Linked DNA regions of Mus musculus: all the other regions are linked to region 1. A link is a loop called in an ENCODE intact Hi-C map of the cell type or tissue named here. Cell type or tissue: left cerebral cortex. All regions are shown on one strand. Links, peaks and the distances in the headings refer to the core of each region. The heading gives the core; the rest is flanking DNA. Region 1 has its middle 56 kb from the start of Mir7232. Region 2 holds the start of Gcfc2 (GC-rich sequence DNA binding factor 2). Region 3 overlaps Gcfc2 (GC-rich sequence DNA binding factor 2).

The links. A loop is a pair of places that touch in the nucleus more often than their neighbours do. Peaks named below come from ENCODE experiments on the same cell type or tissue, not always from the same donor. Only the 100,000 strongest peaks of a DNase experiment are listed, where the experiment ranks them.
Region 2: it touches region 1 in a loop (7-fold over the local background); 6 of 42 quality-filtered maps call a loop at or near these places.
Region 3: it touches region 1 in a loop (4-fold over the local background); 4 of 42 quality-filtered maps call a loop at or near these places.

Annotation. Positions count from the first base shown.
Region 1 is chr6:81,834,963-81,845,182 of GRCm38, forward strand. It overlaps the pseudogene Gm4874. Among named protein-coding and RNA genes, the nearest start is that of Mir7232, 56 kb to the right of the region's middle. In left cerebral cortex, for the core only: a CTCF peak has its summit at 4,594 (motif pointing right); a DNase peak (open chromatin) is centred at 4,626; H3K4me3 peaks cover 450 bases.
Region 2 is chr6:81,917,810-81,928,029 of GRCm38, forward strand. Gcfc2 (GC-rich sequence DNA binding factor 2) reads left to right here and starts at 5,860. Exons shown (of 17, transcript NM_177884.3): 1 at 5,860-6,129; 2 at 7,957-8,085. The coding sequence starts at 5,898. In left cerebral cortex, for the core only: no CTCF peak of the experiment used is centred there; DNase peaks (open chromatin) are centred at 5,840, 6,228 and 6,627; H3K4me3 peaks cover 1,298 bases; H3K27ac peaks cover 764 bases.
Region 3 is chr6:81,942,972-81,953,191 of GRCm38, forward strand. Gcfc2 (GC-rich sequence DNA binding factor 2) reads left to right here. Exons shown (of 17, transcript NM_177884.3): 8 at 1-39; 9 at 458-570; 10 at 1,350-1,549; 11 at 3,492-3,642; 12 at 5,292-5,410; 13 at 6,938-7,014; 14 at 8,749-8,815. Among named protein-coding and RNA genes, the nearest start is that of Mrpl19, 18 kb to the right of the region's middle. In left cerebral cortex, for the core only: no CTCF peak of the experiment used is centred there; a DNase peak (open chromatin) is centred at 4,132.

The DNA of each region.
Region 1 (10,220 bases), core at 2,670-7,669:
TGGGGTGCCCAGGACTAGGTGGGGTGGAAGTGCTGCGTTCTGATGATGGTGAGTGGTCTTGATTTCTGTTAGTAGGATTCTTACGTTTGCCTTTCGCCATCTGGTAATCTCTGAAGCTAGCTGTTATAGTTGTCTCTGTTAAGAGCTTGTTCTTCAGGTGACTCTGTTAGCCTCTATAAGCAGACCTGGGAGGGTAGCACTCTCCTTAGTTTCAGTGGGTAGAGTATTCTCTGCAGGCAAGCTCTCTTCTTGCAGGGAAGGTACCCAGATATCTGGTGTTTGAACCGGACTCCTGGCAGAAGTTGTGTTCCACTCACTAGAGGTCTTAGGATCCCTTGTGGAATCCTGTGTGGGCCCTTGCGGGTGTCAGGCGACTCCGCTGGCAAGGTAGCATGGGGCTCGAGTGGAGCGGAAGGGGCTTGTGCCCCAGGTCAGGCCCGGGTAGTCTGCTTCCCTATGTACCGCAGTCTCAGGTTCCGCGCGATTGGATTGGGGCCAGCACTGTGTTCCACTCACCAGAGGTCGTAGGATCCCGTGGGGAATCCTGTGTGGGCCCTTGCGGGTGTCAGGCAACTCCTCTGGCAAGGAAGCCCAGGGCTCGAGTGGAGCGGGAGGGGCTTGTGCCCCAGGTCAGGCCCGGGTAGTCTCAGGATGCCACTTTTTATTAATGTTGGTGACCTTTGCACGCAGAAGATTTTCAGTTTCATGAGGCCACTTTTATCTTAATGCCTGTACCAATGGTATTCTATTCATAAAGACTTTTCCTGTGCAATCATGTTCAAGGGCATTCCCCACTTTCTCTTTTATCAGATTCAGTGTTTTTATGTTGAGGCCATTGATCCACTTGGACTTGGGTTTTGTGAACAGTGATAAATCTGGACCAATTTGGATTCTTCTATATTCAGCCATCCAGTTTGACTAGCACCACTTACTGCTGCCTTTTCTTCCCACTGTGTTTTTGGCTTCTTTATCAAAAATCAGTGGTCCAAAAGTGTGTGGGTTTATGTCTGGGTCTTCAATTTGATTTCATTAATCAACTTGTCAGCTTTTATGACAATATCATGGAGGTCACTATATGCAGGTACTATAGGTCTGTAGTACACTTGAAGTCAAGTGATATCTCCAGCAGTTATGTTATTGTTCTGACTGGTTTAGCTATCCTGGATTTCAATGTGTGTATGTTTCTAGATGAAACTGAAAGTTGTCCTCAACTGAGCATCTCTTGTAGCCAAGCAAAGCTTCAAGAGGGGGGATTGGATTGTATTCAACTGAGTTGTGGGTTATGGGGGAGGGGGGGAAGCATGCTAAGAGAAAAAGTTGTTCTGTAAAAACTGAAAGCTGGGCCCCATTGTTGAGAACAACACCCACACAACTTATTGAACGTGGAGAAGTGAAGCTGATGTCTACATGGAGCCTTCACCCTTAGGTTCTACCCTATTTAAAACAAGCAAACAAAGGCCAAGAGCAAAAAAACTGTCAACAAAGGATACCAGATAATAAAGCTTAAAATGATAGAATTCATACAATTTGCTAAACACATGAAACTCAAGAACAAAGACCAAAGTGTGGACACTTTGCTCCTTCTTAGAATTGGGAACAAAATACCCATGGAAGGAGTTACAGAGACACAGTTTGGAGCTGAGACGAAAGGATGGACCATCTAGAGACTGCCATGCCTGGGGATCCATCCCATAATCAGCCTCCAAACGCTGACACCATTGCATACACTAGCAAGATTTTGCTGAAAGGACCCAGATATAGCTGTCTCTTGTGAGACTATGCCGGGGCCTAGCAAACACAGAAGTGGATGCTCACAGTCAGCTATTGGATGGATCACAGGGACCCCAGTGGAGGAGCTACAGAAAGTACCCAAGGAGCTAACGGGATCTGTAACCCTATAGGTGGAACAACAATATGAACTACCCAGTACCCCACAGAGCTCATGTCTCTAGCTGCATATGTATCAGAAGATGGCCTAGTCTGCCATCAGTGGAAACAGAGTCCCATTGGTCGTGCAAACTTTATATGCCTCTGTACAGGGGAACGCCAGGGCCAAGAAGTGGGAGTGGGTGGGTAGGGGAGTGGGTGGGGGTGCGTGTGGGGGACTTTTGGGATATCTTTGGAAATGTAAATGAAATAAATACCTAATAAAAAAAAATAAGCCGGGCGTGGTGGTGCACACCTTTAATCCCAGCACTCGGGAGGCAGAGGCAGGCGGATTTCTGAGTTCGAGGCCAACCTGGTCTACAGAGTGAGTTCCAGGACAGCCAGGGCTATACAGAGAAACCCTGTCTCGAAAAAAAAAACAAAAACAAAAACAAAAACAAAACAAAAAACAAACAAAAAAAACAAAAAAAAAATAAAAAATAAAAAAAAGATAGAATTCGGGCTGGCTAGATGGCTCAAGAAAAAAAGCAGCTTATCGCCAACCCTGATGAACTAACTTCAGTCCCTAGAACCCACATGGTGGAAGGAGAACCCAGCTCCCACGAGCTGTCCTCTGCCATCAACGTGGGTTTCCTGGCACGTGTCCATGCATGCACACTTACATGTACACATAAACACACAAACAAATGCATTCGTTAATTAATGTCACGAAAACTAATCCTTTAAATGATGGGATTAGATCAGCACCAATTTTCAATGTCTGTGGATAAGCATTAACCAATTCCCGAAAGTTGTCCTGTACCATTCAAGCACTGTGGTGTATGCACCCATACAAAGCACACAGACATTTATCCAAACGACTAAAACTAAGACAAGTGACAATGAGAGATGAGAATAAGGACTATGGAAGCAGTGCACTGTTGACTGTGTGACTGTGGGTGACTACCACTTCAAATGCTGTCATTTCCACCAATATTTGGCATACCCTCTGGTACGGTATTTTTACATCTATGTTTATATTCAACGGAATTGTGTGCAGAAAACCCAAGAGAAAGGCACTGGAATATTATAAAATATTTGTTTAAGATATAAAATTTGTTTATAATATAAAATAAATTGTATAATATAATTTATACAATACATTTCTTCAATATAAAATACATATAAAATAAAGTTTGCTTATAATATAAAATAAAACCGAGACTGACAATGTTGACAGCCCTGGGAGAGACAAACTTGGCATAGTCACACAATGAGATAGCACCCAGCAGCAACGATGGACGGCAGTCATACAGAACAATGTAGAGTCAACACTAGCATGTCAGGCGAAACCAGAAATGGTTCCATTTCTGTAACCATAGTGTCGAAGGTGCACACTTAGGTAGTAAAAATGTAGTCAGAAAATAGGAAGTGATTACTATAAAATCCAGAATGTTTGATGTGGGAGCAGGGAGCTCGAAATAAGTCCAGGCTGGGTGCTAACAGCTCTGTTTCATGACCTGGACAGTCGTCATAGATGGATCTGCTCTGTGGCAAGTGTTTGACTGTGTACTTTGGTTTTGTTCATTTCCCCATGTGAATGTCATTTTTCATAGTAAGAAAAATAAAATCTCCCAGATGGTGTTCCCCCATGGACATACTGTAAAAGTCCTGGGTTCCTTAGAAAAATGTTTCTTTATAACAAGAGGAAAACTCTAGAACTCAGTGACAGAATTCAAAACAAAAGTCATTCACTGTCACTCTGGACTTAGTATTATGAGCATACATTGTTCCTCTCACCAAATCGCCATGCTAACGGTTATGGTTTAACCATAACCAGGTTGTGGTCAATTAGCACTTTACAGTTAATTTCACACAAGTCCTTGCAAGAAATCACCCTGACGATTTCTTGAGAGCTGGAGAGATGGCTCGTGGGTAAGCCTGCTTGCTCTTCTTGCAGAGGATCCCAAGTTCAGTGTCCACAGCATTGGGCAGGTCACAACTATCTCTAACTCCAATTCCAGGAGAGTCAACGTCCTCCTCTGGCCTTCATGGGCATTGCAGAAGAACCTCCAAACACCCACTTAGGGTGGCTTTAGGGCAGCTCACAACCACCAACACACTTAAAAATGAATCTTTAAAGCAGAGATGCAAGATAGTAAATCAAAAGCAAGGGGTTGCCTAGGGATGCAGCATTTGCCCCTGCTCTGTGGGCTTCACTCTCCCCTCCTTAAGGTTGCACGTGATGTATTACTTGCTATGCTGGCTCTAACTCTGAGATTTGGCCCTCTTCCCCTCCATTTCTGGTTACTCATTAGTAACTCGAGGATACAGGCCACCTTCCCAGGTTTCTGTGAGGCTGAGTATCTCCTGAGATGACAGATGCTAAGTATCACAGTATATGGCTGTGTGCGCAATAAATGTACAGAAAACACCATGATGGGAGACTTCTTTATAAGGGGGGTACTTGACTATATTCTCAAGCATAAACTTCATAGATACATGACCTACCAAGCCCCACACACATGTGGTAGAAGGAGAAAACGGATTCCCACAAGTTGTCCTGACCCCCTCCACATGTGCACACACACACACACACAATTTTTTAAAAAATAAAAATGTTAAAAAGGAAAAAAAAAAACATAGCCAATGGCTCCTAAGAGAGAAAGAAGTACTGCCCAGGATGCATAGCAGTGATCTTTCTGTAAGGAGTACATTTCTCACTAGAGGGAGCTCAGCAACCATGGTCCCTAGCTAACTACACACGCTGAACAGAAAGTCCTTCTGGGAAGGAGATTGCAGAGTATCTCGAAGGTATCCACCCAAGCTTTCTCCGCCTACCCACCCTACTCCCAGCACATCCCCCCAACGCTTTCATCTCCTCTCTGTTTTGTTTTGTTTTGTTTTGTTTTGTTTGAAGTGAAAGGAGGACATGGTCGGGTGGCATCCAGAGGGGAGAAGGAAGCGAATGGGAGGTGGACATGCTCTAAATACATTCCTTGCAAGCATGTATAAAACTGTCAAAAATAAATAAATACAAAACACCTCAGAGAGGCAAAGACCGAGACGGGCCCTCTCTCCCAGGCCTAGTGGTAACTCAGTGCTTATGAGCACTTGCTGCTGAACAAGCAAAAGGAGCGCAGTGCAGCGTAGAGGGCAGAAGCTAGTGGGGTGGAGACCAGAGGCTCTCTGAGGCTTGCTGGCTTCTAGCTTAGCAGATAAAAACCTGAGTTTCAAGTTTCAGAAGAGATCTTCCCACAAACAAATAGGCAAAGCGTAATAGAGGACACCCAGTGTCTTGGTGTTACATATGTATACATGTGGATCTGCACACACACATACATAGTTGCACTCTACATTCACACACACACACACAGAGAGAGAGAGAGAGAGAGAGAGAGAGAGAGAGAGAGGGTGTTCCACTTACCTCTACTGTCTAACAGTGCTGGCAGGTGTTAAATCACTATCAGTGCCTGCTCCTCTTTTTATTTTATTTTTAATATACATTATTTTATTACAAATTAAAAAAAAAACAAAAACAAAAATGCAACATCCTAAAAAAATTCTTTTTACTGATAATACAAATTCCTATGAATTTTTTGCTACCCTGACATTAAAGAAACCATTAAATATTTAGAAACATTCAACATCAAAAGCTTTAAATCTAACTGTACGTTGTAGCCCCTACTCTTTTTAAAAAATATTTTTTCTACAAAGAAATTCATCAGCTATACAAAAATCTGTACAGTTTTTATACTGAAGCTAATATTGAGCTGCACTTATATTTCACATCCTTAGCAAAATAATTGCCTGAGCACATATACTCCACACTTTAGGACAGCCATTTATTCTTCATCCTCATCTTCCCCCTCTTCATCTTCCCCCTCTTCATCTTCCTCCTCTTCGTCTTCCTCCTCTTCATCTTCCTCCTCTTCATCTTCCTCTTCTTCTTCTTCCTCTTCTTCTTCATCTTCTGGTTCCTTCTTCTTCTTTGAGCCTGTTGGCCTATCAGAACCCTTCTTTCCTGCTTCACTTTTGCCCTTGGCACGGAATGCAGCAATATCCTTTTCATACTTCTCCTTTGGTTTAGCTGCTTTCTGCTCATATGGTTGTTTATCTTTGGCAGATTGTTCAGACCACATCACACCCAGTTTCTTCGAAGTATCTCCAATAGACAAGCCAGGGTGATCAATTTTAATCTCTGGGCGATTTTCAGAGCAAAACAGGAAGAAGGCAGATGGTGGTCTCTTCGGAGCATTTGGATCTTTTTTCTTTCCTTTCTTATCACCTTTGGAAGGAACATAGTTCTTCATCTCCCTGTCATAACGTGCTTTGTCGCTCTTGGCCAAATCTTCAAACTTCGACTTTTCCTTTGCAGACATAGTGTTCCATCTCTCGGATCACTTCTTGGAGAACTCGGCCAAGCTGGCCGATGAGTCTGGATGCTTCTTCTTGTGCTCCTCCAGGCAGGTCTGCATGAAGAAGGCTATGAGGACATTTTGCTGCACGGCTTGTTGGGGTCACCCTTGCCCATGACAATAGCATCTACCTGACGCGAGTGCTTCCCTCAGACCTCCACAGAGAGACTTCCTTCCCCAAGCTCCAGCTAGAACTGGTTTATCCCTTTGCCTCCAGGAGGAGTAACTGGCCAAGTAAAAGAACGAACCTTGGTGGCTAGCTTTAGGAATGTCATGTAATGCTTTTTAGCAAGGCAAAGAGAATGGGGCAGAAGGACAAAGCCTGTTATATCCGTGTTTACCACACTTGGGCTGGCCAGAGTCCCTTCAATACCCATGGAGGTTAGGATGTTGTGGGGGCATTCACAAGAGAAGGCTACTCAGAAATGGTTTAAGTCAATAAAAAGTCTTTATTAGCCAGATGGCTACCATGGTGTGTGTTTCAGACCACCCTGTGCCTTTCTCAGGGGGAACTTTTAAGCACAAAATCACATTCTGGGTTGACATGGCTCAGTTAGCAAGAACAGTTAGCCAGAAGCAGAGTTACAGGAACCAAAACCAGTGTTAGGATGAGGTGATTACTTTTCATTGGGAATGTTAATTTGGTAAGTCAAAAGGGGATTTTGATTGCTGGACTTCAATACTTGGGTAGCTTGACCTTGGTCAAGTACTGAAGTCCAGCAACTGTCATTTTCTATGGCCATGTCTGTCCTCTCTCTATCCAGAGGCAGTCCTTTGTCACCCCACCTTCAGAACAAATATCCCTGCCCCTCTTCCTTGTCCCCTCCCCCCTTCTCTGCCACAGACCCTCTGGGTCCCTGTGTCTTCGTGGAACGGGTCTCTCGGGCAGGTGGGCAAAGCTTCGGATGAATTGACAAACAGATGCACACAGGAGAGGTTGTGTTGAATTTGAATGTATTGTCAGGTCGAGCACTTTTTTTTTTTTATAGTACAGAGAATATCAGGGGTTGCAAGTCACATCAGGCAAGGTACATTGAAGTTTACCAGATACAAAGGAATGACTTCGAAAGGAATTGCAGGAACCAAGTAAATGTTTACAATAGAGATTAGCAGTCCTGCCTAGGATCAGCCTAGTGACAGGCAAGAATTTCACACTTTAGTGTTAATAGCACCAGGGGGTTTTACTCTTGGCAGGCCTCAAGAATAATGTAATGTCACAGACCCCTAAATTTCTAGGTCTTGCTAATTCTTATCTTATCTGGAGAATCTCCATTTGTCAGGAGAGTATACCAGCTTGCTTTAGGTATGGAATGTAGCCTGTACTAAAGATTTCTATCTCAGTGAGATTCCCAGGCTCTTTCTGCAGACCAGTTGAGCCACTGGCTTCGTCCATTGTAATGCTTAATTAGTTACTGAATAGGTTAAACTTCCTTGCTGCTTTCTCACAGGGTTTTCTGGGATCTTGGAACACTGGGGGAGGCTTTAGCTATGTCAGAATTCAATCTTAAAAGGCACTTATAATAGGGTAATACTAATAGAGAGCACATGGATCCATACACTAGACTAATGCGGGAATGGAAAATTAATGTATGGGTTAGAGAGAATGCCAGACTCCAGGAGGAGAGCTTCCTTGAAACTTTTTTCCTCACGAGCAGCTTCCAAGCCTCCACCTGTCAAGCTGACTCGACTGGAGAGCGTGGCACTTCTCCTTCATCCTTTTTCTCCCATCCTTGTCTCTCATTCCCTGTCCTTTGTCCCTCTGGGGCAAATAAATCTCCTATGTGTTGAGAACTTGTTTTGGGGGTGACGTGAGCCAACTCTGAGGGTCATTGTAGGTATTCTAAATAAAGCATAAAAGGCATAAAAACAACATGGAAAAAAAAACATGCAAGATTTGCTTTCCAGGTCTAAGCCACCTCACTCAGGATGATTATTCGAGATCTATTTATAGTTTGACAACTGAATGATATTCCATTGTATAAAAGCTCTATATTTTTCATTATCCATTCATCAGTTGGTGGGCATCTAGGCTGTTTCCAATTCCTGTTTAGTATGAACAGAGCAGCAATGAACATGGATGGGCAAGTGTCTCTGTCAAAAGAGGTAGAGTGCTTTGAGTAACCAAGAGTTACAGTATAGTTGGGTTTTGTGGTAAGCTGGTTTTCAGCTTCCTGAGGGACATCCACACTGATTTTCATAGTGGCTGTACCAGTTTTGCTCTCAGCAGCAATGAATACTGGTTCCCCTTTCTCTGAAGCCTCACCAGAATCTACTCTCATTTGTTTGATTAATCTTGGCCATCTTACCTGGGGTAAGATGAAGTATAAAAGCAGTTCTAATTTGTATTATCCTGATAGCTAAGGATGTTGGACAGTTTCAAGCATTTCTCAGCCATTTGTGTTCCACACTTTACAAATTCTTTGTTTAGATACATGCCTCATTTTTAAATTGGTATTTTTTTTTTTGGTGTCTAGAGTTTTTAGTTCTTTGTATATTCTAGATATTATCCCTCTTTTAGATGGACAAAGTTTTGGTAAAGTTGTTTATTCTGTTGTGCCACAACATGTTTGTGAACCCCAAAAGGTTACCAAGGAACCATTTCTGATGTAATTGCATTAGGGTCTCTTTATTACAAACTCGAGCTTTGGTTCTCCTCCAACCCAACCCTGACACAGAAGGATGGGAAGGCAGACCAGCCTTGAACCCTCAGCAGGACAAGGTTTATAGGGATTGGGAGTAAGTGTTGGGGTCAAGGGGAGTCTTCCAGTCTGCAAAGTATCTAATAAAATGACTATTGTAAGCCAACAGGTAGATGTTCTGAAACATGAACAATCAAAAACGGTCTGAAATTACTTCTGAAACAATCAGACTAATCTTTGATTTAACTGTTGTTAGGATGTAGCTAGTGAGTAACTCTGGGGTATGGGCCAAGAACCAGCCTTGGGTCCTTCCTGGTACTTGGGTGCAGCTTGGGTTTAGCTGCAGGTCAAGTTCTCAGGCTGTTTTTGTTTTGTTTTGTTTTGTTTTGTTTTGTTTTGTTTTGTTTTGTTTTGTTTTTAAGATGAAGGCCGGGCCCAAGATGAAGTAGGTTTGGCCTCTCAGTTCTTACTATTTTGTAGGCTGCCTCTTCACTCAAATGATGGTTTCCTTTGCTGTACAGAAATTTTTTCGTCTCAGGAGGTCCCATTTACTCATTGTTAATCTTAATACCTGCCTCACCAAGGTCCCATTCAGAAAGTTCTTCCTGTGCCAATGAGTTCAAGCCTATTCCTTACTATCTTTTCTATCACATCACAGTATATGGTCTTAAGTTTCAGATCTTGATCCATCTGGAGTTGTTTTGCTCAGGATGATAGATGTGGATATATTTTCATTCTTCTAGATGCAGGTATTTAGTATGGCCAGGAAGTTGAAGATGATGTCTTCTCTCCAGTGGTTCTTTTTTCCTTTGTCTTGTTTTGTTTGCTTCTTTGTCAAAATCATGTGTCTGTCAGTATGAAGTTATGTCTAGGTTTTTTGTTTTGTTTCACTGATTAGTGTATTTGTCCTTACACCAATCCCATCCTGTTTCAGTATCATAGCTCTCTGTAGAACCGATTCAAATCAATCTGGGAGTGTGATATCTCCAATTTCTGTAAGGAATAGTGTTGGCATTTTGATTGGGATTGTACTGATCCTGTAGATTGTTTTTGGATAGCCATTTTCACAATCTTTTTTTTTTTTTTTTTTTTTTGGTTTTTCAAGACAATCCTACTAATGTGTGAGCATGAGTGATCTTCCAACTTCTAATGCCTTCTTCAATGTCGTTAAGTTTTTATTATACAGGTCTTTCACTTCCTTAGTTAGAGGTTGTGATTGCTATTCTTGGTTGTCAACTTGACTATATCTGGAATTAACTAAAGCCCATGTGACTAGGTACACCTGTGAGAAACTACT
Region 2 (10,220 bases), core at 2,861-7,860, 83 kb after region 1:
TGTTCTCTGTCAGTTACTAAGTTTCAGTCAGCAGTCTGAGTGCCAAGGGAAAAGTCATGTCAGATACACTCGAAGGCCTTTAATCCCAGCACTCGGGAGGCAGAGGCAGGCAGATTTCTGAGTTTGAGGCCAGCCTGGTCTACAAAGTGAGTTCCAGGACAGCCAGGGCTATACAGAGAAACCCTGTCTCAAAAAACAAACAAAACAAAACAAAACAAAACAAAAACAAAAACAAACAAACAAAAAAGAAGAATAAAACAATTCTAGAATTTTGCCTAGAAAGTAGAGTTTTCTCCACCTCCCCTCAGGAAGTGGTTTCTTCTCTTGGGTTGTGTCCATGATAGTGATAGGGGGTTTAGCTGATCAGATGTCAAAGGTCAGGTGAGCCTTGGAACAATGAGATTCTGACACTTTCCTCCACACCACACCATTTTTGGGGGGGGGGGGGCAGAGAAAAGCAAGCAACATAGAGAAAGGAACCAGAGCCACGCCCCATAAGATATGAGAGATCTAGGGATAGGGAGAAGTGAGACCCATGGGAGATTAGGATCATGGGGTCTGGGGGCTGATTTTGTATGCTAGAACAGTAATGTATACAAATTTATATTTATGAAAGTTTTGGTGTGCTTCACATTGTTCCCAGCACTAAAATTAAGGTCTCATGAGGTGACAGCTCTTGCAAATATATATATATATATATATATATATATATATATATATATATATTCTCATTATATTCTTATTATATATATATATTCTTATTTTAATGTTTACTTATTCATTGAATTTCATTTGTTCAGTCTTGTGAACCACACCTACATGAGAAAGACTTTTCTGACAGATCCATTTAAAAGTCATCAACCTATATTGGGATACAATAATCTGTAGGTACCAGGATGTTGAAATAGAGACTACACCATTAAAAATCTGTGTTTTCCACAGTGTTCAGGTACCCAGTTTTAAAGACCTTTTCTGAGCCTGGCCAAGGTTACATCTGTAATGTCAGGACACAAGAGGCTGCTGCAGGAGGATCACTAGTTTTAACCCAACATGGACCACATAGCCAGACTTCTTCAGATTAACAAATCAGTAAGGAGGTAAGTAAGTGACCTTCATTATTGAATATCATCTGATTCTCTTTTTTTTAATGGAGGAATATTTCACAGGAGACTATTAAAAAATATGTGCAAATATATATGAGGAAAGACTGGGACCATGAAGAGGGCTCAGTGCAAGTGACAGGTCCCTGGTCCACTGCCATAGCTGCCAAGGACATCGTGGTTTCACCTCTAGGCTGAGAGTCTCTGGCCTTTAGTGAGCATCTTAAATAAGAAGCCTGGGGCTGGGCTTGTGGCTCGGATGGGAGACTGCTTGCCTTTCAATTACTAGGTTTTGGGTTCAATCCTCAGTGCTTTCTAAATCTGTTTTGGTGGTGTTAGCATATAACCCATTACTTTGAAGGTGGAGGCGGGGGATAAGGGGTATGGGATCATCCTAAGGTACCTAGAAAGTATGGATCGGCCTGCATCACATGAGGCTCTCTTTTGGTATAATATAAAAAACAATAATCGTATTCAAAAACTGATATTTCCATTCCCTAATCATACCTACATTTCCCCTACTTCTGGACTACAACCTCACTATTCTGCACTGCAGAGTGACTGTCACAGATTTAAAATGAGTTGTACCCCACACACCTAAATCAGTGTGTGTGTGTGTGTGTGTGATGTATATATGTGTATGTTAGATCTGTGTCATGGATGTTCATTTGTGTGTGGGGCTGGCACGCTGAGAATGTGCCAGAGGCCAGAAGAAGATGCTGATATTCTAGTGGAGCTTATACTCAGACAGGATAAAAAGCAAGGAGTTCACAACCCCTGTATGCTGATTTTGTTACATAGCATGTCATCTAATAAGCTAGGATGTTATTTCCGTCTACGATAAAAGTTAACACTTATGTTGCCCTCTTGAATGAATGGTCTGATCAGGAATCACATAAACATGGTTGAAGTGAAAACTTTAAGGGTTCTTTGGAGAGTCAGTTGTGTTGGAAGGTGTTTTGCTGGGGCAAACACATGAAGGAGTGTTTTTCTGAAGGGGACACAGGTGAAAGACTAAGGCAGACTCATGAAGGAACGTTTCACTGAAGCAGACACAGGAGAGAGGATGCTCTGCTAAAGCAAGTACAAATAAGAACACATGTACGGGTCTGCCTTGCATTGCATAATTGGGCTGCATTTGTCAGGTCTTCAAGGGACTCAGGCTGATTGGATGCTCGAGCTGAGGCAAGACCGGTGCTGAGGCAAGGCACGTGGAGGACACATGATTATTTGGAGGGTATAAATAAATAGGACTCCATGGAGTGACGGAGACAGAGATTGGCTTGCTGGTACAGTTAGCTGTGCAACAAGTATGGGTCTCAAGTCTTCGATGATCTCTGCTTCCCTAAGAGGGGCACAGCCAAGAACTACTCCTGGTGTTCCTGCCCGTCCCTCCCGCTGACTGAAGCAGAAGCTGAGGCTTGACTGTCCCTGCTAGGTCACGTCACCGTTGTTGCTTATCTGATTCTCCTGAACGGGACTGCTGGTGTATCTGTGAAGTGTTTTTGAGTGGATCAAGCTGCTGCTGCCTGCTAACCTGTGAACTGAACTGCCGATTTGCAGACAACACAGATGGGAATTGTTCCATTCTAAACAGGTCCACTTCCCCCATATCCTTTCTTTCCCACTACCTCTGGTGGGTGGTGGGCTACAAGGGAGGTTAAAGTGTTTAGGAATCATCATTAAAAGTAAGGTTTGGAAAAATTAAAGTTACACATGGTAAACAAAAGGGCTGATTGCAAGCACCTCCTGCAGCCTCTTCCTTTATGAAGTGCCTGCTTCCTGTGTGCCTGAGGTGCCTTCACACCAGCTTAGCTTCTGTGACATTGGTCCAGTTCATGCTTCGAGGTTCTAAGTGGTAGTGGTGCCTTGAAGCAGTGACTGTCTGCATGGAAAAAGCATTTTCTAATCAGAGAGCATCCTGGGGACAAACAGTAGCTGGGGGACAGCTGCAGTGCGGCCCCTGCCACCTTTATGTGTCCAGCTCTTCTCGCCATGAGTCAGCACATTAGGGAGCTGTTTTAGGGGAGATTACAGAAAAGCAGCTGCCTCTGGGGTATTTGGGTCATAGCTAACGGTGGCCCTGGTAACCATGAGCTACAGGACTAGGAAAGAACCTTCCTCGGCTGGTCTCAGTTGGTCTCTCTGTCCTCTGATTTGATCTTTTCTGAGATGAATGGGGAATTTTCGCAGTATCACAAGCCTCGTGGTCATCATGGAGATAGAATACTCAGGGGTCAGGGAGGAACAAACATCCTATGGCTTCATATTTTAGAGCTAAAGGGTATTTAATTTGTTCCTCTGATGTCGCTGGAGCTCAGGGCAGTTAAACAACTTGAGCTTGGTGGGTATGCAGGCTCACACCTGTAGTCCTGGCACTTGAGAAACTGAAGTAGGAACAGTACCATGACTTGGAGGCAAGCCTGGGCTACATAATTAGACCCTATCTTAAAGCAAATCCATCCTAGTTGGAGGTGACACCTCTCCTGAGGTATTAGCAGCCAGTGCCAAGCCCTGCTCAGATGCTGTCCTTACCTCAACACAGACAGGAAGAAGTTGGGTGTGATGGCATAGGCCTGTAAGACAAACATTCACGAGTTCAAGGTCAGCCTTGTTTGCATAGCAAGTTTAAGAACAGCCTGGGCTAATTGATACTCCCCCCAAACAAAGAAGATAGAAAGGAAAGAAAAGATAGAAGAGGAGAAAAATGTTAATCCCATTCTCCTTTCCCATCTAACTTGAATCATTTCCCAGCCATTCAGAGAGGAATTCTGATCTCTTTGTCTGTCTAGGCAGCCAATAATAGCAATGAAACTTCCTCATTCACAAGGTTTGTAACAGCAACAGAAGTCCGACTGACACACTCTTGAATGCCTAAGTTTAATGTAGAAAATCTCCAAAGATAAGGCCTCTCAAGTCTAAGATCACAAAGGATCAAAATCCAAACAATCTAAATTTTGGTATAACAATTTTAGTTCTTTAAAAAATATATACTTAAGAGGCAGGCAGATTTCTGAGTTCAAGGCCAGCCTGGTCTACAGAGTGAGTTCCAGGACAGCCAGGGCTATATAGAGAAACCCTGTCTCAATATATATATTTTAATATTTAATATTAATTTTAAAGGAGCTTTGTTGGAGAAATATATACAAATATTACAGAATAAATAATATTTCCAAATTAAAATAGGCATGCATAGTATGTATGACTTTGGAAGGAAAACACTCAGCTATACTTGTTATAGTCTTATGGGTATAACAATTGTGAGCAAATAATGTAAATTTATAAGTAGGTTAAAAAAATAGAATTAAATAAATAAATCAATAAATAAAAGGGTTGGTAAGATAGCTTGGCTGGTAAAGATACTTGTTTGGCCTAGTGACCAGCTTACACAGTGGAAGGAAAGAGCTGATTCCAAATAGCTGTCTTCTTATCTTAGCCATATTCTTTCTCTCTCTCTCTCTCTCTCTCTCTCTCTCTCTCTCTCTCTCTCTCTCACACACACACACACACACACACATACACACACTAAATATATGTAAAAAGAATTAAACTAAATAGGGTGAAAAGAAAACTATCTTGGTTATTTTTCTCATGTCACCATGACAAAGAACCTGGCAGAAGCATCTTAAGTGAGGAGGGGTTTACTTGACTCACAGTTCTGTCGGCACCCTCCCTCCATCATGGTCGGATTGGCAAGGCCAATGGCTTGGTCAGCAGTGGCCGAACATTGTCAATCAGTAACTCCACACCTTGGCCAACCAGGAAGCTGAGAGCTCTGGCCAGAGGGAGATGTATCCATCACCTGCAAGGCCTGCCTCTGGAGAGCCATTTTTGCGAATTAACCCATAGTCCCAAAGGTTCTACAACTGTCCCACAGTGCCACAATCTGGGGACCAGGTTTTCAATGCCACGAGCCTGTGTTAAATGTTTCTGATTCTAGTCCCAACAACAGTATTTGGTAGCTGTATGCACCCAACTTTATGTAGTCACATGAAATGTTTTGATGGTAACTGAAGTCTTCTTGAAAACCAACCAACAAATAAGGAAACAATAAAGGAATAGTACGCTGGAGACGGGGTGAGGTGTGCTGCAGGTGTTAAAGCCTGGAGCCCAAAGGTTGCAGGCATGGAACCTGATGCTTATGGAAGCAACTGCAAACTCTCATCACAGCTCTGAGAGACCAAGGTTTCACTCTCTCTAGATTGCCTGGGACCCAACGTAGTTCTTACCCCAAAGGGAATACAATTTTGGAGCCAAATATGTGCCCATGGCCTATAAACAGATTTCTGCCTTTGCGAATTCCATGGTCAATGTGGGAAGTGTTAGTTTGAAAGAAGAAAGGAGAGAGAGAGAGCATATGAGAGAGAGAGAGAGAGAGAGAGAGAGAGAGAGAGAGAGGAGAGAGAGAATGGAGTTATAAGCCAAAGCATTTTAAATACATTTGTGGAAACCTTAAGTGAACAGAATGCAGTGGAGAAATCTCAGCCACAGGCCTCAGGTCATTTATGCTCTTATCATTTATGCTTAATTTCATTGTTTATCCCTCCACTTCTGTCTGTTCTGGGTGAGATGTGCAGGTAATCTCCCGGGCTTCGAACATAAACTGCGAGAATGTTTGGCCAGTTATTATCTGTCCCACTAAAAAGGCAGCTCAGCTCGGCCAATTCAGACCATTGGGTACCGAACCCTGCTGCACCAGGCGGAGCTCTCACAAACACGCATGCGCATCTCGAGACGCGCGACTGCGCAGGCGCCGGACACCTAGCCTTAAGGAGACGCGCCAATCCTACTTGGAACATGGCTCTCAGGCCCCAGAGGACTTTCAGGCGGCGCCAGGTCGAGTCCAGCGATAGCGATAGCGATAGCGACGGCGCGAAGGAGCAGAGTGCGGAGGAGCCGGCGTCTGCCGGCGGCCGAACAGAGGGAGCGGAGCGGCCGCGCGGGGCCCGCAGCGCCCGGGGCCGAGGTCGGGTCTGGGCGAGTTCCCGCCGCAGCCCGGGAGCTGCTCCCCGCGGGGACGGCGGAGCAGGTGACCGAGGGGTGGAAAGGGCTCCGTTGCTCAGATCCAGAGGCCTCTATGGCCGTCTGCACCCGCATTGCTCAATGCCGGGGTTGCCCGAAGCCTCCCATAGATCTTGGTGGCACTTTGCAGTTTGCATCCTCAGGTGACCCGCACCGACTAGAGCATACAGCCATTGGTGTGCACACACTGAACCCAAATCCTCAGAGAGGTCCTGAACGACTCCTCGTGCTGTTAGCTGTTAAATGTGGATGAAAGTCGTGTGAGCCTTTGGGAGCTTGTCTAACAGTTTTCTAAGAACACCAGACAGTGACTAAAAGAATAAGGACAGGGTTTGGAACGTTGTCATTTTTAAAATCAGTCATCTGCAACAACAACAAAAAGTAGATTAAAAATAATGTAAAACGAGGTGCTGTGACTGAGATTGGTGACACTAAGGACCGTTCCATTCATGTGATCAAATACCAAGTCATTTGAGGGCTGGCGAAGCCAGTCAGCAGTTAAGAGCACTGGTTACTCTTAGAGGACCCGAGTTCAGTGTCTAGCACCAACTTGGTGGTTCAGGACCGTCTGTAACTCTGGGACATTGGAACTCCTCCCCTAACCCTGTCAGGCAGCAGACACACACAGTGTAGGAAGATCACTGTGTTGTACAATAGATACACTAAACTTATTCTTGTAAAATTTTGTAACCTTTGCCAACATACATTCCCACATTGGCTCATATTAACCACCATTCTATTCAGTGTCTGTGATTTCCTTCAAATTGTTTGGATTCTACATATTAATGAGAGCTTAACATATCTGTCTTTCTGTGCCCAGCGTATAGCACTTAAAATAATGACTTCAAGGCTTGGGATCTTACTGATTTCTTAGTCAATGTCAGGGGCCCGGTTCATCTAAAGTTTGATTGATCTTTTTTGTATTTGTAACAAAGTATGCCGGTCATCTGTTTACCTTGAGTTAAGTAAGTACTTCTCTTCCCTCCTAGATCAGTGGTTCTCAAATTTCTTTGGCCTTTGAACTCTCTTTGTAACTCTTAAAAATAGAGGTCCCAAATAGCCCAGGTTTCTATAGATTATTTTTCTTTTGTTACCACTATCCTTAAGATAGTGGTACTCGGCTCAAAGTTTTACAAAATTAATAATTTGCATTGCTTCATCAACAAACGTGAATGAAAATGGCTTTCTTTTCCCTTTCTTGGTGTGTGGTGAAGAATACAATGACTGTGTACGAGCTGATGTCACTGCCTTTGTGCTGAGGCGAGCGCTTTTACCCACCACACTTGTACCTTACTACAATGTCAACCCAGAGAAAAGAACAAGTAACGTGTGTCTGTTACAATCAAAGTGGTTTTGAGTGCACACATCACCTCACGAGACCCCGAGGGCTGTGAAGGATAACTGGAGACCGTGCTTTGCCTTGGTTGGAGGCAGAGGTTGTCTCTCACAGCAGTAGCTAAGACGTGAGCGGTGGCTTTATTTTTTTCCATATTTTATTCTGTGTTTTAGAGATGTATTTTCATTTTTGTGTATGTCCATGTGTGAGTACAGTGACCACAGAGACCAGATGTGTCAGATCCCCAGGAGCTGGAGTTTCAGGTAGCTGTGAATTGCCTGACACAGATGCTGGGAACCAGACTCATGTCTTCTGCAAGGACAGTGTGTGTTCTTGACCTCTGATTCACCTCTCAGACTCTCCTTTAAATGTTTATTTGCACCAATCTTTTTGAGCTTCATGTAGTCTGGAATTAAGAGGACATCTTATGAACATGTTTATTTTGGTTATTGATTCAAATATTTTGACTCTTTCTTGCTTCCATCGGTATCCTCTTAGAATGCAGAACAGCTGAGCTCTCAACGGATGAAGAGGAAGGAACACATACCTTGACAGGAAGTAAGGGTGATCGGAGTCCGTCCTCTGATAGCTCTTGCTCTCTGGAAGAAAGAGACGTTTCACCCATAGGTTGGTAATTTTTGTAATTTTATATAACTAACTTAACTAGCTTCCTTCCTTTTTTTGCCACAAGGTCTCACTTTGTACCCCAGGCTGGTCTGGGTTTCATCCTGTAGCCTAAACTGGCCTCAGACTCACCCTCTGCCTCCTGAGCCTGTGATGGATGGCATGAAAAAGCTCTCGCATCAGCACAGTATACACCAGTCATTTTAATTGTTGATAAAGCAGTAAAAAGTATGCAACAGATAGTTATATCATTATTTATTACATGATATAACTGAGATCAGACAGCTTAGAAGTAGCCCAGACAAGGCTCAGATCAGGGAGTCTGCTCCGCAGTGTGTTCTGAGCCCCTGTGCTTGCTGGGTAGTTCCCCCTCCCACCTAGAAGCTGGTAAGAATTTATCCTGAGATTGTTGCTGATGTCACATGTAGCGTGTCTAAAACCTGAAGGAGGACAATATAACATATGTAACTCATAATGACTCGAAGAGGCTTTTTTAAAGAAAGATTGCTTAGTTCAGTTGTTAGCTAAGCGCATAACCACCTCTGGGCCAAATCTAACCCAATGCTCATTAAAGCTCTTTCAGATATTAGTTACCTAAGTCTGCTTTGGCATTACGATGGCAAAGTGGAGAAGTTATCCTGGGCCTTACTCTATAGCCCATGAAGTCAGAAATATTCCTCCGGCCTTTTAAATGTAATCAGGTGTTCATAACTTGTTTCCTTCTGTAGAGACTCTTTTTTATTTTTATTTTTTCAGGCTAGTGACATGTAAGAGCCCTTTGAGAAAAGTAGCTCAGTTCCCAGCACCCATGTCGGCCTGCGCACAACCACTCAGAACTCCAGCTCCTGCAGAGTCTGGTGCTTCCGGCCTCCTCAGGCACCAGCCCCTCACATGCACAAATGCACATTCATAATTGCAAATAGTGAATTAGATCTTTTTAAAAATTGAGCTTCGTAATAAGCAGACATAGTCTGGGGTGAATTCTGGGTGCGGCACTGTCCAGTAGAACTTTTGTTATGGTAGAAGAATGTCTATATCTTCACCATGAGTACAGTAGCCACTGCCGCAAGAAGCTGTTGAGCCGAGTCTTTACCTAAGTTGATATGGTGCGATATGACTAGTGGCTGCAGTACTCAGCACTGCTTCTGAGGATGGACAGTGTGAGGGACAGTGTGAGGGACAGTGTGAGGGTTCTGAAGCGCAGGTAGCTCTGCTCTCCTGAGGAGAAGCCAGTCGGGAACAATGTGTGGCATAATTTCTAATAATCACAGAGAGTAGAGTTGGCATGTGGGTGGTAAATTCCCTTCAGAGTACAGGACAGTTCCACGGTAAAGAGTTGTCATTCCTCCAAATACACCATCGAGATAGCAGATGTGCTATTTAAAGATGGCAGGGCTAGGTATGATGGCACATGGCTGTCACCCAAGCACAAAGCCGTGTGTGTGTGTGTGTGTATGAAGAATGTATTTGTTATGTGTTTGGCTGTGAGAATTAACCAGTGATAGGCTGTCTGCCTTGAGATGTTCCCTGTGGCAGAGGTTCTTCTTACAAAAGAGATCACAGTTGATCTCAGCTTATTAGATGATTGCTTGTCTGGTGGGCGATGCATACGCTAATGCCACTTATCAGAAAAAGCACGGGGGTGTCTGTATCCGTTCAGCCCTCGTCTGTCTGACATCTGCTGTGTGGGAACTGTGGAGACGTGAGGGGACAGGATGGGAAACACAGTCTTCCCTTCCCTGAACTCTGACATGTAACTTGGGAGAGGATTACTTCCTGTGACACCAGCATCTCCCCACCAAGTCCTGCATTGAGTCAGGTCCACTTGATGTGTTGTTTTCCAGTCCACTTGGGTATTGGCGACTAACGCCGCTTCATAACCCCACTGCTACATACAGTCCCCTTAGAGGCTCTGCTCAGCTCCAGTACCGCGCTGAGAAGGTGTTTCCAGCGAGTCCCTAGGGTTTCAGTTTTTAAGTCTTGGATCCCGTGATGGGTTTGGAACTTTAATCTACTTTAGACAAGAATAACTGCACTTATTATCAGAGACATGTTGGCTTCTTCTCCCTTACTCCACAGTAGAATCATGACTCCAGATTAGGGAAGGTTCGCAGCTCTGCCTGGTCCCTACTTAAACT
Region 3 (10,220 bases), core at 2,102-7,101, 110 kb after region 1:
AAAGGATCAACGGATTTTAGAAGAGATTGAAGCTCGGAGGTATCTGTATAAAGTGCAGACTTAACACACTGAGCACGGACTTACTACTCTTTCAGTAGAATTAGCTATGTGATAATCACCCAGCCTGGCATCCCAGTTTTCAAGAATGATGTAAGACCAAAGCTGAGTTAGTTCATCTGGCCTCCAGCTCAGAAACAAACTGGAGCTCAGGTGGAATTGGTGAGGTGGCCTTTGTTAGAGAATTGCTTTGAACTAGAAATCACTTGTAACAAGTGTACTCTCTTTATAGAAGTAGGAAATCTTTATATTCAGAGAATGGTCTAAGCTGAACATTAGAACCAAAGCGGCTAAAGAAGCAGTGTCCAAGAATAGTTACATAAAATGCTGTCAGTACATGATGTGTTCCATTGTAAAATACTAACATTGTTGCCTTACTTTACTTTGTTGCACAACACAGGATGCAGAGAAGACAGGCCAGGGAGCTCTCGGGCAGCTGTGACCATCAGGAAGGGATGTCTAGTGATGATGAGCTGTCTCCTGCAGAGATGACTAACTTCCACAAGTGCCAAGGTCAATTGCCAAGATTCTAACCTATTTTGAGATGTTGAAATAGTGAGGAAGGCTTTGTTGTGGCTGCCTTTAAATCCATATTACTAAGACAGGGAAATACAAGAAAGATGTAAACATTTTCTGCATAAGATTTGCTGCCCCGTCCACCCAGCAGGGGCATCCACACCTCTAATAAACCTTACCAAAAAAAAAGAAAAAAGAAAAAAAGAAAACCTTGGAAAAAACCTTGAGAAACAAAACGTACTTGCCAGTTAGTGAAAGTACAGACACCCAAGAGGCTTCAGGCCTCCATGCTGACTGGAGAGTTCACTGAGATGCACAGTTGGGAAGTTGACAAATGTCTGGTTTGAGGGTTTAATTTAATCAGCTTTGTGATGCTTTTACTTTGAGTTCATTATAATAAAGTGCCTTTTAAAGTAGTTCACTGACTTAGTTGTGCAAGTTACAGATGATGCCATCTAAGGAAAGCAACGCAGCCACAGTGCCCACTGTAACCCAGCAGGCAGCAACAATGCGCCCTGGGAGCAGAGCTCACAGCACTGCCTGTCCAGAGGCAGCAAGAAGTGTATGGTATTTTGGCATATATACAGGAACTCAATACACAGTAGGATTTATTACTGTTGATATTATCACTTTTGGTATTAAAGTGACTTTTTAAATAAAATGAATATATGAAATAACAAAAGTTTCCAGCCCAGTTGGTTAGGTAGCAACTCGTGACTGTTGGTAAGGAAACAGGCTTAAAATGCATAACATAAAGAGACTTACTTTGTTTGCAGGTGACATTTTACAGGATTGTAAGAAAGTTTTTGAAGATGTGCATGATGATTTTTGTAACGTCCAGAATATTTTATTGAAATTTCAGCAGTGGCGAGAAAAGTTTCCTGATTCCTACTATGAAGCCTTCGTTGGTTTCTGCTTACCAAAGCTTTTAAGTCCCCTGATACGAGTTCAGTTGCTTGACTGGAATCCTCTTAAGGTATCAGTGTTTCACATGTGACTGTCCTGGTCATGTCAACTGCTTTTGTGCCCTTGCTGTCAGGTTAGGTCTAAACTATCACAACCTTAGCCTGGCAGCATGGCTCAGCATATAAAGGTGCTAGCTGCCAAGGGCTATGGCCTGACTTTGGACTCTGAAACCCATGTGATACAATCCTTTGGCCTCTACACATGCCATGCCCTTCCACTCCCTTCCCCCCCACCCCCCCCACCCCCGCAAGAATGAACATCATTAAAAAGCAAAAACAAAACCATTTACCCTTAAAGTTGTAGATAAAATTTAGAGCCTTGGAACAACTGTCCAGAAATGTACGCTAAACTGTATTACTTGGGATGATTACATGATTGGGGGGTGGGGGGGTAGACAGAGACAGGGACAGACAGAGAAAAGTTGGAGTAAAATCTAGGGCCTTCTTGTGTGCTAAACAATCATCAAACCATTGAGCTACATCCCCAGCCATCTTGCTCGATTCTTAAGGCATAGCAGGACCAAACATCAGTAATTCAAACACATTTTTAATATTCTTATAATTGTGAAAATTTCCCCAGAATTTTGTGGTATTAAGTTTGGTTAAATTTGACTTAAAAACCTGTTCTGAGGATTGTGAAGTTGGAGATGACAAACTGGAAAGAGTTGGGTAGCAGCACACTGCGGAGGAGGAGGGCTGTAAGAGAGGCCTAGGGACATGCGGGAATTTGTGGGATACACTGTCTTGAAAGTGGGGAAAAAATGGCAGTTCAGGGTGAGCACCCTGGCCTTCAAACCTAGATTCAGGGCTGAGAGCTTACTTATGGAAGTAATAGGAAATGTGATATAGGGATGGTAATGTGGCGTTGTTTTTGTTTTGTTTTGTTTTGTTTTGTTTTGTTTGTTGAGACAGGGTTTCTCTGTATGCCCTTCCTGTCCTGGAACTCACTCTGTAATCAGGCTGGCCTCAAACTCAAGAGCTCTGCCTGCTTCTGCCTCCTGAGTGCTGAATTAAAGGTGTGCATCACTACCGGTAGCCTGGTAGTAATGTGGAGTTTTTAAAATGTTTCATTACATATATACTGTGTGGCTGTGTGTACACATGCATGGCACACATGTAGAGGTCAGAGGACAGCATATGCGAGTTGGTTCTCTTCATTATATGAGTCTCAAGGATCCATCTTAGGTCATCAGACCTAGCAAGTGCCTGTACGCTCCGAGTCATCTCAGGGACTTGAAAGTAATGTTTTAGGAAGCCACTAAACCTAGCTGGATCCTGCATGCTATGAATGAAGCTCTCTGAGGAAAGCTCTGAGCATGAGCTTACAGAGTAAATGATGGAGCGAGCGTGTCAGCGTCTCCTCCTTGGTCTTAGCCATGTGTCTGCAGGCTTCCTAGGCCCACACCACCTTCCAGAGTAGAGCAAGGTCATCTCTTTGGAACTATTAGGGAATGCATGGGCAGCACCTGGAGTTAGCCATCCTGGATCATTCCTCTAGAAGTAGTAGCAGCCATTTGCTGTTTGCTGATTGGCTAACAAGCTAAGCCACATGCACATTACACATTTATTCCTAAGTGAAAGGACTGAAGTCAACTTTGCTTGAGGCAGATGAATGAATTTTACCAGTGAATTCCAAGTGCCTAACTCAAACACTTATTTCACTCTTGTCAGAGTGCTGCCATTGCTGGTCTCTGCATGTCCTGGCACATAGTGGACCTTTGTCACATTTTTGTTGTATGATGAATGCATGAAACACAGTTCTTAGTTATTCTGCCTCGATGCTGGGATGCCGTGCTTCCTGCCTTACCTTGGTGGCCTAGTGGGGTAAACATAGTATTAAAACATGTGATTATTCTCTTTGAGCCTTAGGGAAAGTCTAGGGATTTCGGAATAAGTTAACTTACAAAATACACACATTTAAGAATGTATAACTTTTATCATCTCATCTCATAGATGGACTCCATAGGTCTAGACAAGATGCCCTGGTTCACAGCTATAACAGAGTTTATGGAGAGCAGCATGGACGATATAGGGAAGGAAGATGGTTCTGATAAAAAAATCTTGGCTGCTGTCATCAACAAAACAGTTGTTCCTCGACTTACAGGTAATCTTAATTCTGTTATAATCACAAAGAAGCTTGGAGATAACAAGGAAATACTGTATTAAAGAGCAATAAATTTCAAATTGACCTGCTTGGAACATGCTTGTTTGCACAATTGTTGGCTGTCCACAGCAGTAGTGGTAGTATTTGAATATTTTTACCATATTCCAGAGAAATGAGTTTTGAACTTGACTAAACTTTGAAGATGAATATTCATTCTGATGATTTTCTTTTTACCTCTCATTCTTGAGCCGACCATCCCATGGCTATTGAGCGTCGGTTCTCTGTGTTCTGAAGACAGCACTCCCAGGGTGTGCTGAAGGAGCCATTGTTGGGCACGGGAGCGGGAGAACATGAGAGTGGTTCTGGGGTTTTGACTCAGTTGCCTTTTCCTGACTTGGGAATCTGAAGGAGGTAGTTTAGAGTGGAAGTGGCGAGTGGCGCTCTGGTGGCTGTGCCAGTCACTGAGTGGGGTGGTAGATGGTTGTTGAGTATACCAGTCAGAGGAGTTCAGGCAGGAGGCAGCTGCGTGTGGGTGGTACTGAATGCCACAAAGCGATGTGAAATATTAAGGAAGTGAATGCAGGAAGGAATGAGAAAGAAATTATCTCAGTCCTAAGGGCCTTTTAGCATTTAAAAGCCACAGAAGTGACAAGTACCAGCCAAGACTAGAGAGGATACCAGGAGGACAGTCAAAAGAAATTATGTCCCAAAGTCAAAAAAAATATTTCCAGGGAGAAAGGGGCCTAGTTGTGGTTGTTGATTAAAATCACCCTTTGGAGCTTACTGTACAAATGTCCTGTGGGACTTGAGAGATGCACTTGCCACTCTGTGGAAATTGAGAGGATTCCAGGAACAAACAGGAAGAAGATTAGGAGGTAGACATCTAGGCAGTACTTTATTTTGTTTTAAAAGGAAAGGAAACAATGGTCAGTACTGGAGAAAGTACTAGGGGGCTGGGGCTGGAAGATAGTGCAGTGTTTAAAACTCTTGCCCTCAACAGTGAGGACCAGCGCCCGGATCCCCAGAACCCACATAAAAACATGGTAGGCATGGTGGCTGGCATGTAATGCCAAGTGTTTGTAACATGGAGACAGGATCCCAATAGCAAGATGGCATGCCAGACTTGCAGCCATTGGCCTCAAGCTTCACACACACACACACACACACACACACACACACACACACACACACACACACACACGTCAACATGCATACATAGCATGAGGACAGGGAGAAGAAGGAAGGAGAGAGTTCCTTCAACTGAAAGAATGAACCAGGAAAATCAACCAGCAAGCAAGCAGGCCAGGGAAGTAATTGCTGCCTAACATGGAGGCTTACTTGAATTTTGGGGATTTGGTTTGGTATAGCTTTCTTTACAGCTACATTTTAACTGCATATTACAGGAAGAGTTAGTGAGAAGGTGAATCTAGTGAGGGTTGTAGGTTAACCTGACAGGTGGAGCAAAACCCAAGGAAGAATAATTGAGGGTATGTGCAGAGGAAATGGTAAAGATAGAAATTGGAGCACATGCAAATAGTGTCATGATGAGCCATGGATTTAACCTTACCATGGAGTGGGATAGGATATGCTAAAGACTTGGTTATTTGTGCGTGATCTAGTAACTTGTGTAACCACTGAATGTGTTTCAGATTTTGTAGAGACCATTTGGGATCCCCTGTCAACCTCACAGACAAGAAGTTTAACAGTGCACTGCAGAGTGGCTTTTGAACAGTTCGCTTCTGAAAATGAAGTTAGTAAAAATAAACAGGTAATGATATCTGCAGACTTGGGGTTTAGCTCAATGACAGAGTGCTTGCCTAGCATGCAAGAGACCCGAGTTCAATTTCCAGTACCACAAAAGTAAATAAAATAATGTATGCATGCTCAGATTCTATTGCGTGGAGATATTACCTAGAAAGTCAGAATTCAAAGAATTTAAAAGATGGGGTAAAATAAAATTTGAGTTTTGTTCTTGATGTTCTAAAAATTGATATAGGTCTCTTGAGATAAATAGTACTTATGGTTAAGTGGAAAAAGAAAAACAAACCCTGCTCTTCAGGAAAACTGAGATGGGACTAAACCACCAAGATCTGCCTGCCTTGTGCTGGGATTGCTCGCATGTGCCACCATGTTTGGACTCCCCTTAGACACAGCTAGTACTACAATGGGTCACCACTGTTGGGTTTTGTTGTTGCTTTGGTTTTGTTCTTGTTTTACTCCTTATTGATTAAATTCGTCCTCTGACCATTTCATGTGTATGTAGTACATTGCTTACTCTCCCCTCCCCTTCACATATACACCCATCTCTTGTCATCCCCTCCTCCTCCCACAGGTCCCTTTCTATGTTCACATCTTTTTGTTTTATTCTGTTTTGCTTTGTCTTGTGCCCATCTAATTCTAACCAGGACTGTGTATGCCCATGGATTTAGAACTATCTATTGTAGCCTATGGACTGCAGTAATTGTCCTTTCCCTGGAATGCATCAGTTGCCAGTAGTTCCTCAGGGAGGACTAGGGCCCTGTGGCCTCTCCAATCCATGACTGGCTCTTGGCAGGCCCGGTCTTGTGTGGGCAGCCTCTGCTGATCAATTCTCATGTTTGCAAGGGCTGTGCCATGACCTGAAGACAGTATTTCATATCTCTTCTCCCTGTCTTCTGCTCTTACATCCTTCCCATTCTCTCTTCCACGGCATTCCTTAAAGAGGGTGGTAGAAATGTCCTATTTAGGGCTGAGCATGTGAGTATCTGCATTCATCATTGTTTACTGCAAAGACAAGCTTCTCTGGTTAAGTGTGAGTATCACGTGTCTATGGGTATAAACATAAATATCTAGGCTGTAGTTTGATACCAGCTAGCTAAACCATAGTGGGGAGGTTGCCCCTAGGTCTATGATCTCCCAACCACCGGGTTTCTAGTATCAGATACTACCATCTTAGTTTATGATTCTGTACAAGTTGAATACAAGGTCACGAGTTGTATTCCAGCAGTTCCATTTCCTTGTGTATACCTATTAACTGCTCTTACACACACTGAGACTTCTGCAAGGTATTTTATAGCTTCATTAAGCACAATGAACCCTCTAATTGGAAACCATCAAATGTCTAATGAGTAGTATTCGTGCAACAAACTGCAGTACAGCAGTGAGTGATCTAGTGACAACCACATGCATCTCCTAAGTTCTCACAGTATTAAAACGTCTGGCTCTAACTGCAGACCGATTTGCACTATTAAAATTACTTGATTTAGTTATTATATTTATAATTATGGCTTGCTGATGCTTTTCACATTTTTAATAGGATTTACTTAAATCTATTGTTGCAAGAATGAAGAAGTCAATAGAAGATGATATTTTTATTCCTCTATACCCAAAGAGGTAAGAGCTCTCCATGTTTATACTGTTTGAGATAGCTTTTCTTTTGAGGATAGTAGGGTAGGGTAAGACACAGCCTGGTGTACCTCAGGCGGTCCTCGAACTGTAGCCACCCAATGGTACTCCCAGGGTGGAAGTTGGGGGGCTTGGACAGGACTTTGAGCTTCCTGATTATCTGAGTCAGGAAGAGATAAGAATCCTACGAATAAAAATACGTCCCAGTAGGTTTTGTTCTGTACTCTTTTAGGTAACTAATATGTTCTCATGGTTCAGAATAGGAGTGCGGTTAAGTTATATTTAAGGCAGTCGTTTCTGAGCCTTTTGACTAAAATCAAGCATATCTTTAAAATAATAAAAAAGGGGGGGTTGTTTGCTTTTAATTTATATATTGTGAGCATTTGCCTGTGTGTATGTATATGTAGCATGTGAGTGCCTGCAGAGGTCAGAAGAGAGCATTAGCTCCCCTGAAGACGGAACTACAGGCAGTTGTGAGCCACTGTGTGGGTGCTTGGAACTAAAATCTACATCCTCTGCAGAAACAGCAAGTGTTTTTAACCATCGGACTATTTCTCCGGTCCCTAAAATGAGGTTTATTTACTCTTAGACTTCTGAGTGTAGTAGATTTTTGCCATTCATCTTATCTCTGCTGTGACCTTATCACCCCCTCCGTGTATAGCAGGTGAAGTATATTATAAGCAGGTACAAGCAGTTTTGTACCTTTTTCACTTAGTAGATAGTTGAAGTCATTTCATATCCTTATGTAAGTAAGTTTCTTCACTTTTTAAAAGTTCCTCAATAGGCATTGTCTTGGTTAGGGTTTCTATTGCTTCAACAGAACACCATAACTAAAAAGTAACTTAGGCAGGAAAGGGTTTATTTGGCTTAAGCTTTCATATTTCTGTTTCTCATCGACGGAGGTCAGGACAGGAACCTGGAGGCAGGAGCTGATGCAGAGGCCATGGAGGGATACTGCATACCGGCTTGCTCCACCTGCTTACTTATAAAAGCCAGGACCACCAGCCCAGGGGATAGCACCACCCACAGTGGGCTGGGCCTTTCTCCACTAATCACTTATTGAGAAAATACCTTACAGCTGGATCTCGTGGAGGCATTTCTTCAACTGAAGTTCCTTCCTCTCTGTTGCCTCTAGCTTATGTTAAGTTGACACACAAAACCAGCCAGTACTGGCATGTTGGTATCCTGTAACTGACCAGCACATGAGTGGTAATCTCTTACTAGCAATAAGATTATAAGCAAACTGTGCAAAGGCAATCATATCTACAAAACTCACTTGCAGAAACCCACTGTTGGCTGACTGTGGATGCATTTGTAATTCTTGGTAGATACCATCAGAGTGCCTTGATTCATTTTTCATTGAGACTGTTTAGTTGCTTAATTCAAACAAACAAATAACAGGGACCTGGAGAGATCACGGGTGGCTTAGAGTGTCCAGTGCTCTCCCAGAGGACTAGAGTTTGATTCTCTGCACCTCGGTTGGACAGCTCACGGCCATCTGTAACTCCAACTCCATGGTCACCCATGGCCTCTTCCAGCCTGTGCAGCCACTGCACTCATGTGTACAAACCACACAGAGATATACAAATGTACACAGAATTCAAAACAAAAACAAACAAGAGTCCTACTGTTGAGGCTTTATTCTGAGAGAATAATGGTCCTGTGTATTCCCTCCCCTCCCTCTCCCCATTTCTTCCTCCTTCCTCACCGGTCTCACATTAGCTCTGAAGAAGGAAAAATGTCACCACACTCCAAGTTCCAAGAAAGACAGTTCTGGGGAGCTCTAAAGGTAAGCAGAGTACTGTTCTTTAAATGTGTCTATATTAATCTTTGCAGCTAAATAATATTGTTGAACCACTCCACTCTGCCACTACAGCACAAAACACTCACAGGCTATCAGTATGCAAGCAAATGAACTGTGTTTGGATAAACTTTGCTTAACAACACCAAAATTTGAATATCACATAATTTTCACAGGACAGCCAGGGCTACACAGAGAAACCCTGTCTCAAAACAAACAAACAAACAAACACACAAACAAATTCTATATTGAATTTGTTGTGTTGCGTTGTTTGAGACAGTCTCACTACATAGCCCTGACTGTCCTGGCACTTGCTATGGAGACTAGACTGATCTTACACTCCATGGTATGCCTTCCTGCCTCTGCCTCCTGTGCACTGGAATTAAAGGTGTATGCCACCTGTAGTCTGTTTTGTTTTTTAATATTTTGAAATGTCCTTTAAAAATGTAAAAGCTGTTCTTGTCTCATGGACACTCCAGCTAAATTTAATTTCGGTGACCTGATGGTCAAAAAGCTACAGTTAAGACAAATCCAGGCCGGTGGAGGTAGATATAAGGAGGTCGGTTGTTTAAGGACTCCACAGTGACTCACTACAGGTGAGGAACACAAGTCTGTCACAGCCAAGTGCCAGATGCTGGCACTGTGTGCCTGTGTTCGTCTTAGCTTTTGTAGGAGATGGAGGGAGGGAGCTTGGAGAGACCGTGAAGTCTGTGTTGGATATAGCAAACTGCACACAACTGTGGAGATGGAATGAATCCAAGAACTAAACTGTGATTTAAATGCCAAGATAAAGGGTCCCAGGGTACTGAAATGTCCATCATGTTTGAGAATACAAGGACGTAAATGTCCTTAGCAGGAGCAGTTTCAGTGCAGTGAGTGTACGTGTGTCATGGCCAAGTCAGGAAGATGCTTTCCCCGGACAGGCAGGCAGGTCAGCGACAGTGAAGAGTAGTGTGTGTCAGTCTCCATTCAGAATACTAAGGGAAGACTCAGAATTCAGCCTTCCAAATAAAACCAGTATTTACTCGTAGATCTCACTACAGGGCACTTCATCCCCTTTATCAGCAGACTTGTGCCTTGTTCTGTTTTACACATCAGCAGTGAGGTTTCTGGCATTGCCTGGCTTCCCACACATGGGTACCAGCCTTGACAGTGCTTTCTGGTCCTGGCAACCACAGTCTTACACTTAGTGGGCCAGACAATAGGGAGGATGGGTTACAGTGGGGCGCTGATCTGGAGAGGCTCCGGTGGAGTTCCATGGGGCATGTTGCCGTTGGTTACCCTAGAGTGGAAATAGGATGAGCACATGCATGGAGGCGAGAGTCGGGTATTCTCTTGGGGAATTTTTTCTCTTCCAAAGCTGACATGTACAACAAGGCCAGCTAGTAGTGAG